Linked DNA regions of Homo sapiens: region 1 is linked to region 2. The links are chromatin loops, found by intact Hi-C in ENCODE. Cell type or tissue: mammary epithelial cell. All regions are shown on one strand. Each heading gives the region's core, and the rest is flanking DNA. Links, peaks and the distances in the headings are about the cores only.

Evidence for each region. A loop is a pair of places that touch in the nucleus more often than their neighbours do. Peaks named below come from ENCODE experiments on the same cell type or tissue, not always from the same donor. Only the 100,000 strongest peaks of a DNase experiment are listed, where the experiment ranks them.
Region 1: a loop joins it to region 2, with 19 times the contacts of the local background. A loop is called at or near these places in 3 of 110 quality-filtered maps.

The regions. Positions count from the first base shown.
Region 1 is chr16:75,548,596-75,552,985 of GRCh38, reverse strand. The region is part of intron 2 of TMEM231 (transmembrane protein 231); the gene reads left to right. Among named protein-coding and RNA genes, the nearest start is that of TMEM231, 5.5 kb to the left of the region's middle. RefSeq lists enhancers at 2,638-2,697, 2,738-2,807. In mammary epithelial cell, for the core only: a CTCF peak has its summit at 2,551 (motif pointing right); a DNase peak (open chromatin) is centred at 2,505; H3K4me3 peaks cover 182 bases; H3K27ac peaks cover 648 bases.
Region 2 is chr16:75,197,617-75,202,006 of GRCh38, reverse strand. No RefSeq gene overlaps it. Among named protein-coding and RNA genes, the nearest start is that of CTRB2, 7.3 kb to the left of the region's middle. RefSeq lists enhancers at 431-510, 2,362-2,656, 3,695-4,195. In mammary epithelial cell, for the core only: a CTCF peak has its summit at 2,501 (motif pointing left); a DNase peak (open chromatin) is centred at 2,486.

The DNA of each region.
Region 1 (4,390 bases), core at 207-4,206, 350 kb before region 2:
GAAAAGCAGAGTGACTTTTTCCCCCTCAAGCCTCAAGGAGGCTGACATAGCTCTTGAAGGCATGTGTGGACCCAGAGAATACAGGGACTGAAGGTTATAGAAGGATTCCAGAGGATGAGTGGAGAGTACCGTGTTTCTAAGACACCTGTTTCTTCTCATCCCTGAAATCAGTGTCTTCCTGTCTGTGGTTATCAACTGTTGGCAAGGAGGCAGGTATGGCATAGTTCTCATTGCTTACACCTGTGCCGGCATCAAAACATGCAGAAGGGGCATCATTTCTGTGTAAGAGGTAGGTGTTAGAAAAATAAAAATGCAATTAAAAAGAAGGGGCATCAGCAACCTCAGAGGAAACCCCAGAGACAGTAGTAGAACATTTTTTTAACCCCTGAATTGAATGGAGAGCAAGTAAGGGAAAGTTTGAGAGGCTTTTAAAAACAGGAAAGCTCTCCATAATTTCAAAGTCTGCTTAAGGGCCCAGACCAATGGCTTTTAGTTTCTTTTATGAATTGTTTGTTTGTTTGTTTGTTTGTTTTGAGACAGGGTCTCACTCTGTCACCCAGACTGGAGTTCAGTGGCGCAATCTTGGCTCACTGCAGCCTCCGCCCCCCAGGTTCAAGAGATTCTCCTGCCTCAGCCTCCGAAGGAGCTGGATTACAGGCTCCTGCCACTACGCCTGGCTCATTTTTGTATTTTTAGTATAGATGAGGTTTTACCATGTTGGCCAGGCTGGTCTCGAACTCCTGAGCTCAAGTGATCTGCCTGCCTCGGCCTCCCAAAGTGCTGGGACTATAGGCATGAGCCACCATGCCCAGCTGAATTTTTGTTTTTTGTTTTTGTTTTTCTTTTAATGCTGTATCACCAACATGTTTGATGGCACAAAGGACAAAGTTGCATAGAAAAGTATGGGTTGTTGACTGAGTTAAAGTGTTACTCAAAAGGATGAGGATGTAAAGAAGTTTTAGGAATCCCTGAATCAATTTATTTTGCCTATATTTTTCTTTCTTTTCTTTTCTTTTTTTTTTTTGAGATGAAGTCTCACTCTGTTGCCCAGGCTGGAGTGCAGTGGCGCAATCTCTTCTCACTGCAACCTCCGCCTCCTGGGTTCAAGCGATTCTCCTGCCTCAGCCTCATGAGTAGCTGGGATTACAGGCAGGCACCACCACGGCCGGCTGATTTTTGTATTTTTAGTAGAGACGGGATTTCATCATGTTGGTCAGGCTGGTCTCGAACTCCTGACCTCAGGTGATCCACCCACCTCGGCTTCCCAAAGTGCTGGGATTACAGGCGTGAGCCACTGCCCCGACCTATTTTGCTTATATTTTTCTAAGTAAATAAACATATCTGTGTAAATATGTCTAAATCTAAAAGCTCTTTTAGTAACTTTTTAAAAAGTAAGTGATTAGAAAAGTGTCATAGTTTAATTGGAAATGTTTTTCTTTTATCAGTGGTATATAAAATAATGGTTCATTTTATAAGTAATGGTATCTTAGATTGAAATACAAGGCTGAGCACTGTGGCTCATGCCTATAATCTCAGCACTTTGGGAGGCTAGCCCCTTGAGCTCAGGAGTTCCAGACCGCCTAGGCAACATAGTGAGGCCCTACTATAAAAAATTTAAAAATTAGCCAGGGGTAGTGGTGAATGCCTATAGTCCCAGCTACTCAGGAGGCTGAGGTGGGAGGATCACTTGAGCCTGAGAGGTCAAGGCTGCAATGAGCTGTGATCGTGCCACTGCACTCTAGCCTTTTTTGACCCTGTATCAAGAAAAAAAGAAATAGAAAAAAAAAGAAATACAGGTAGAAAGGTGGAAAGGAACCACGAAGTGGCAGTTTCTGCTTTGCTAGAGACCCACAACTGGTGCCAAAGAGTATTTTTAGCTTAAAAAGAAAGGAGCACCCGGTGATGACAAGTATATGGTGAAATAGACACTGGTATAAACTAGGAAATTAACCTTTAATAAAAGAATATGGGCCGGGCGCAGTGGCTCACGCCTGTAATCCCAGCACTTTGGGAGGCCGAGGCGGATGGATCACCTGAGGTAGGGAGTTCTAGACCAGCCTGGCCAACATGGTGAAACCCCGTCTCTACTAAAAACACAAAAATTAGCCGGGTGTGATGGCAGGTTCCTGTAATCCCAGCTGTTTGGGAGGCTGAGGCACGAGAATTGCTTGAACCCGGGAGGCGGAGATTGCAGTGAGCTGAGATTGCACCACCCATACTCCAACCTGGGCAACAGAGCCAGACTGCATCTCAAAAAAAAAAAAAAAAGAATACGACTTAAATGAATGAAATGTACGCAAACAAAACAGAAACCAAACAAAATTCCAACAAACCGTCAGATGCTGGGAATTCCTGACGGGGAAAAAAGTCACACATCAGGATACTCTGGAAACAATGGCACTTGAATTTCTGGCAATTCCTGCAGTCAGGTGGTGTGCTGGTTATGAGGTATTGTCTCAGCTCCAAACCCACCCTCCTACGCTCAGCTTCCAGGTTCCTGCTGAGATGCTGGAAACCACCTTCTTCCCCTGCAGCTTCCTGTTAGGTTCTGCCAGTAGGAGGCATGATGAGCCTTGTTCTGGGAGTGCAGAAAAAAAGAAATGAAACCAGTCACCACTGCCAGGGTGAAGAACCACTGTGGATGCCACAAACAGGGACAACCAGCAAACAGGAAGGAGCAGGACGCCTCTCCTACCGGCTTCAAGGTTCCCTCTAGTGCATGCTTCCTCCAAGCTCAGAGGTCCTGGCCCCATCTGGGCCGCGGTCCCTTCTTGAAGTCTGAGGCTCAGCTCTTCGAGGCCTCTTCCCTGAACCTCTAAGTTCTATCAGTCCCACCCGCTTCCCCTTCTTCTCTAGTCCTAGGTGTGGGAAATGTTCCCTGCAGCTACTATCTCTGTGTTGCTGGGATATCCCCTTTTTACGTCTTCAGTCCTCTAATACCTATGGGACTATTTATTCCCTATGTTAAATTCCCTCTGGCCAGGTGCGGTGGCTCATGCCTGTAATCCCAGCACTTTGGGAGGCTGAGGCGGGCAGATCACCCAAGGTCAGGAGTTTGAGAATAGCCTGGCCAACACGGTGAAACCCCATCTCTACTAAAAATGCAAAAATCAGCTGGGCGTAGTGGCGCACACCTGTAATCCCAGCTAGTCAGGAAGCTGAGGCAGGAGAATCACTCGAACCTGGGAGGTGGAGGTTGCGGTGAGTGGCGATTGTGCCACTGCACTCCAGCCTGGGCAACAGAGTAAGACTTCGTCTCAAAAAAAAAACAAAAAAATTCCCTCTGACTCTGCTCAGTACATGCGTGTGGATTTCATGTGTATCTCTAAAGGGTTATCCTCCTTTAACCATGAGAAATCTTTTCAGTTAGAGTTCTTATGAGCTATTATAGAAGAGCCCTGAATCAGGAGTCAGCAAACCAAGATCCTTGTCCCACAAGGTCCTAGTCCCAATTCTGTCACTGGGTTTCATAACCTCACCCTCAATTTATCTATCCATATACAGGGCATGAGAGTACCCACATCTCTCCTGGGATATGCAGAGGAATCACGTGGGACAATGAATGGATATAAAAATTGTTCCAAAGCCTGTATATACGTTGTAGATATAAGGTGGTGGTGTGATATGTGAATTCTCTTGGCTAAGTACCAGTTGGAGGTTAGATAGCGACCTAGAATTTGTGTTAAAGAAGTAGTAGCCTTTGAATGCCTGCCTTTGTTAGCTATTGCACATATGTTAAACTTACTTTCAACTAAATGGAATTAAATAATTGATTTATTCAGTGGTCCAAGTGATAACAGAGGAGCACAGCCAAACTTCGCCAGCCCCAGGAGGGTGAGAGTCCAGCTTGGTGACAGGTCATTTGTGGGAGACACATCCTTTCCATCGAAACTTCTCTCCCCCCTCTCTCCACCCTGCTCTCCTTCTCACCCACTCTGCCAGATGCATTGATCCCACGGGTACCCAGAGCACATGTACCTGATTAGCCTGGATCCCTCCTCTCTGAGATGTTCCTGCACCCCATCACTTCACTTCCTTCAGGACTCCAACAAGTTGGGTCATCCTGAATATTTAAAAATTTCTGTTAAATTCTTTTTGGGTTTTTTTGTTGTTTGTTTGAGATAGAGTCTTGCTCTGTCACCAGGCTGGAGTGCAGAGGCACGATCTCGGCTCACTGCAACCTCCACCTTCTGGGTTCAAGCGATTCTCCTGCCTCAGCCTCCCTAGTAGCTGGGATTACAGGTGCACGCCACCATGCCTAGCTAATTTTTGTATTTTTAATAGAGGCAGGGTATCGCCATGTTGCCCAGGCTGCTCTCGAACTCCTGAGCCCAAGCAATCCACCCACCTGGGCCTCCCAAAGTGCTGGGATTATAGGCATAAGCCACCA
Region 2 (4,390 bases), core at 70-4,069:
GATTTTTTAACATCACAAATTTAGATACTCAGCTCAGTAATTTTCAGTGTGTTCTTTTCTCATAAAAGTATTTCAGGAGGCAAGCTTTCCTCCAAACACTGCTTTCATTGTATTTTTTTTTTTTTTTTTTTTGAGATGGAGTCTTGCTCTTATGCTCAGACTAGAATGCAGTGGCATGATTTCTGCTCACTGCAACCTCTCCTGAGTTCAAGTGATTCTCCCTCCTCAGCCTCCCAAATAGCTGGGATTACAGGTGTCCACCACCATGCCTGGCTAATTTTTGTATTTTTAGTAAGAACAGGGTTTCACCATGTTGGCCAGGCTGGTCTCAAACTCCTGACCTCAACTGATCCACCTACCTCGGCTTCCTAAAGTGCTGAGATTACAGGTGTGAGCCACCACACCTGGCCTTTTTTATTGCAATTTGATACACACTTTATAGTTCTAAGTCTTTTTCATTTCCTCCCCTGTACAGTGCCTCGGCATGACCCACTTTATCCTGAGGGCACCTGCAGGCCAGGGGCAGGCACCCATTGCCCCAAAGCCCTGGAGCTGGGTCGGAAGCAGAGCAGAACCCTGGTGCTCACTTCCTGTTTTTTCCTTGCACAGCCGAGTTCACAGCCTTCTGCCTTGGGCCACAGCTCTAGCCTCCCCACGTAACCACAGGTTCCGATCTTTGCTTCTTCTCCCAGGTCTTCCTGTCTCTTGATGTTTCCCTCTAAAGATCCATCATGGGCTGGGAATGGTGGCTTACGCCTGTAATCCTAGCACTTTTGGGGGCCGAGGAGGGCAGATCATGAGGTCAGGAAATTGAGACCATCCTGGCCAACATGGTGAAACCCCATTGCTATTAAAATACAAAAATTAGCCAGGTGTGGTAGTGGGTGTCTGTAGTCCCAGCTACTCAGGAGGCTGAGGCAGGAGAATCGCTTGAACCCAGGAGGCAGAGGTTGCAGTGAGGCGAGATCTTGCCACTGCACTCCAGCCTGGTGACAGAGTGAGACTCCATCTAAAAAAAATCTATCATGGCTGGTCCTGGGGGGCAGCCAACATTCCACACTAACCCGGCATCTTGGCAGGAATGGAATGGGCTCCCTCCTGCATTTTCTACTTCACTGGCTTTCCTAATACCTTTCTCTGCCCGTGCACTGTCAGCCGTTCTGATGATGCGTCTAATAGGTTGGAATTAAGGTTATAGATGGAATTTAATTATAAGGACATGAAGAGAAATTAACTTGGAGAATGGATGTGTGAAGAGGGGAAAAGCAAAATGAGAGAGAGCTTGGGCACAGGAGTGGGATCCAAAGTCGACTATTAAAAATAGTATCAAGCCGGCCGGGCGCAGGGGCTCACACCTGTAATCCCAGCACTTTGGGAGGCAGAGGCAGGCGGATCATCTGAGGTCAGGAGTTCGAGTCCAGCCTGGCCAACATGGTGAAACCCCCATCTCTACCAAAAATACAAAAATTAGCCAGGCGTGGTGGCACATGCCTGTAATCCCAGCTACGCAGGAGGCAGAGGCACAAGAATTGCTTGAACCCAGGAGGCAAGAGGTTGCAATGAGCCAAGATGGTGCCACTGCACTCTTGCCTGGGCAACAGAGTGAGACTGTCTCAAAAAAAAAAAAAAAAGCAGAGGCGGGTGGATTGTTTGAGGCCAGGAGTTTGAGACTAGCCTGGGCAACATAGTGAGACTCCTTTAAAAAAAAGAAAAAGTAGCTGGGTGCAGCGGGTGGCACCTGTAATGTGCTGCTCAGGAGGCTGGGGCATGAGGATCACTTGAGCCCAGGAGTTCGAGGCTGCAGTGAGCTATGATCACACCACTGCACTGCAGCATGGGTGACAGAGCAAGACCCTGTCACCCTGTCTTTCTCTGTGTGTGTGTGTGTGTATTTTTTTTTCTTTTTTTGAGATGGAGTCTTACTCTGTTGCCCAGGCTGGAGTGCAGTGGTGCAATCTCAGCTCACTGCAACCTCTTCCTCCCAGGTTCAAGCAATTCTCCTGCCTCAGCCTCCTGAGTTGCTGGGATTACAGGTGCATGCCACCATGCCCAGCTAATTTTTGTATTTTTAGTGGAGACATGTATTTCACCATGTTGGTCAAGCTGGTCTCGAACTCCTGACCTCAGGCGATCCACCCACCTCGGCCTCCCAAAGTGCTGGGATTACAGGTGTGAGCCACCGCGCTGGGTGTCTCTATATATAATTAGAGCCACCGCGCCCAGTCTCTCTCTATATAATTAAGAGCCAGGTTTCTTAAGGAAACTCCCAGCTCAGTGAGGGAGAACTGCTCTTAAACACAGAGGAAATTACATGTATTTTATTATGTCAACAACCATCTACATACAAATAAATGTGAGGCGTAAGTAATATAAAAATGGAATAGCAAGCACAAACCTGGCTAAGGGACTTTTTCACTTGCTGGTGAAATCTGCGTCTGTCCCCCGCTCCACCCACCGGCCTCCCAAGAGTCTGAAAACCACCCGGTATAAGGCTGCCACCTGGTGGCCAATATGAAAACTGCATATAGCTATGCCTTACTGTTCCTAACCCAGCGTTGTTTCAAAGAAATACAAAAGAAATACAAGGCGAGCCAAATGGATGATTTTAAATTTTCTGGTAGCCCTACTGAAAAAGTAAAAAGAGGCCGGGCACGGTGGCTCACGCCTGTAATCCCAGCACCTTTGGGAGGCTGAGGCGGGCGGATCGCTTGAGCCCAGGAGTTCGAGACCAGTCTGGGCAACATAGTGAGACCCTCTTCTCTACAAAAAAAAAATGCAAAAATTAGCTGGGTGTGGTGGTGAGACCCTGTCTCTTAAAAAAAAAAAAAAAAAAAAGAGGGACTGGCGCGGTGGCTCACGCCTGTAATCCCAGCACTTTAGGGGGCCGAGACAGGCGGATCACGAGGTCAGGAGATGAGACCATCCTGGCTAACACGATGAAACCACGATGAAACCCCGTCTCTACTAAAAATACAAAACAATTAGCCGGGTGTGGTGGCGGGCACCTGTAGTCCCAGCTACTCAGGAGGCGGAGGCAGGAGAATAGCATGAACCCGGGAGGCGGAGCTTACAGTGAGCTGAGATCTCGCCACTGCACTCCAGCCTGGGCGACAGAGCAAGACTCCGTCTCAAAAAAAAAAAAAAAAGAAAAAAGAATTTTAATAATATATTTTATTTAACCCAATATATCTACATATTTCAACATGTAATCAGTATTTTAAAATTATTAATGATATATTTTACACTCTTACACTCTTTCAAACCTAGTGTGTAATTTGCACTTCCATCACATCTCCACCTGGATGCTACATTTTCATGAGAAATACTCGATCTGCATTTACATCTTGTAAAACTTACAGTTGAAAAGGTAGACTCACACCCAAATTGTCCCAAATATGCTTAAAAGCTTCCAATTATGTGTTATATTGACAAGTACAGTTAAGCAAAAGGCTGAGTTTAATCAGGGGTCGCACTTGATTTAATCTCAGCTTAAAAACAGATTCCTCCTCGGGCGGGGGTTCCCCCACCCTTGGTCTGAGTTAGACCACGTTAAACAGTGCACGCGCCTCTCCCCGCCCATCGGGTGATCTGGCTTTCTACTAACAGAAACGTCTGGAGCAGTCGCAAGAGAATCCTGTCTCGGACCAGCCTGCATCTGTACCTAATCTAGTGGTTGCGTGATTAGCCACCCAGATTCCCTCCAGGACTGCAGGCCGACCTCCCCACGCGCTGCTGTGGACAGCAGACAGTCCGCAGCTGCCGTCCTCTTTGGGAGTTTCCTCAGCTGAAGAGCATCATCTTGACCTCGGGTCCTGCCTCCTTTCTGGGCAGCTGCATCCAGTGATTGGTCAGTAGGGTTTTTTAAAGGTCCAGTCTTTTCACCCAAACTTGGGACGATGTTGAGGCTCTATCTTCCTCTGCCCAACATTGCTCTTTCCCTACCCCTACGAGTCTTCGGTTCCAAAGGTATTGCTCCTGGGGTACCAGTAAACTTCTGTGTGGTCATCTTTATCTCAGAGTCTACTTCCTGTGGGGAGCTCCAGCTATGATCGTGTGTGCCGGGAGTGAGCTGCAAAATGCGGATGCTGAGGTGGGATTCTGGAGCTGGACTGCTGACTACCAGGCTGGCAGTGAGGACCTCTTCATGGTTGGTAGAGGAAGCGTAGATAGGTCGGGCACACGGTAGCAATGAGGTTGTGAAAGCTTCCACTGCTGATGAAATGCAATGGTATTCTGGGGAACACTATCCACTAGTGGGTGCCCTGTGTCAGGAGTTTGAGGTATGAGGGGAGAGAATACCTATAGAACGTAGGGCCAGGAGCAGCGGCTCGCGCCTGCAATCCCAGCACTTTGGGAGGCTGAGGTAAGAGAATTGCTGGAGCCTAAGAGT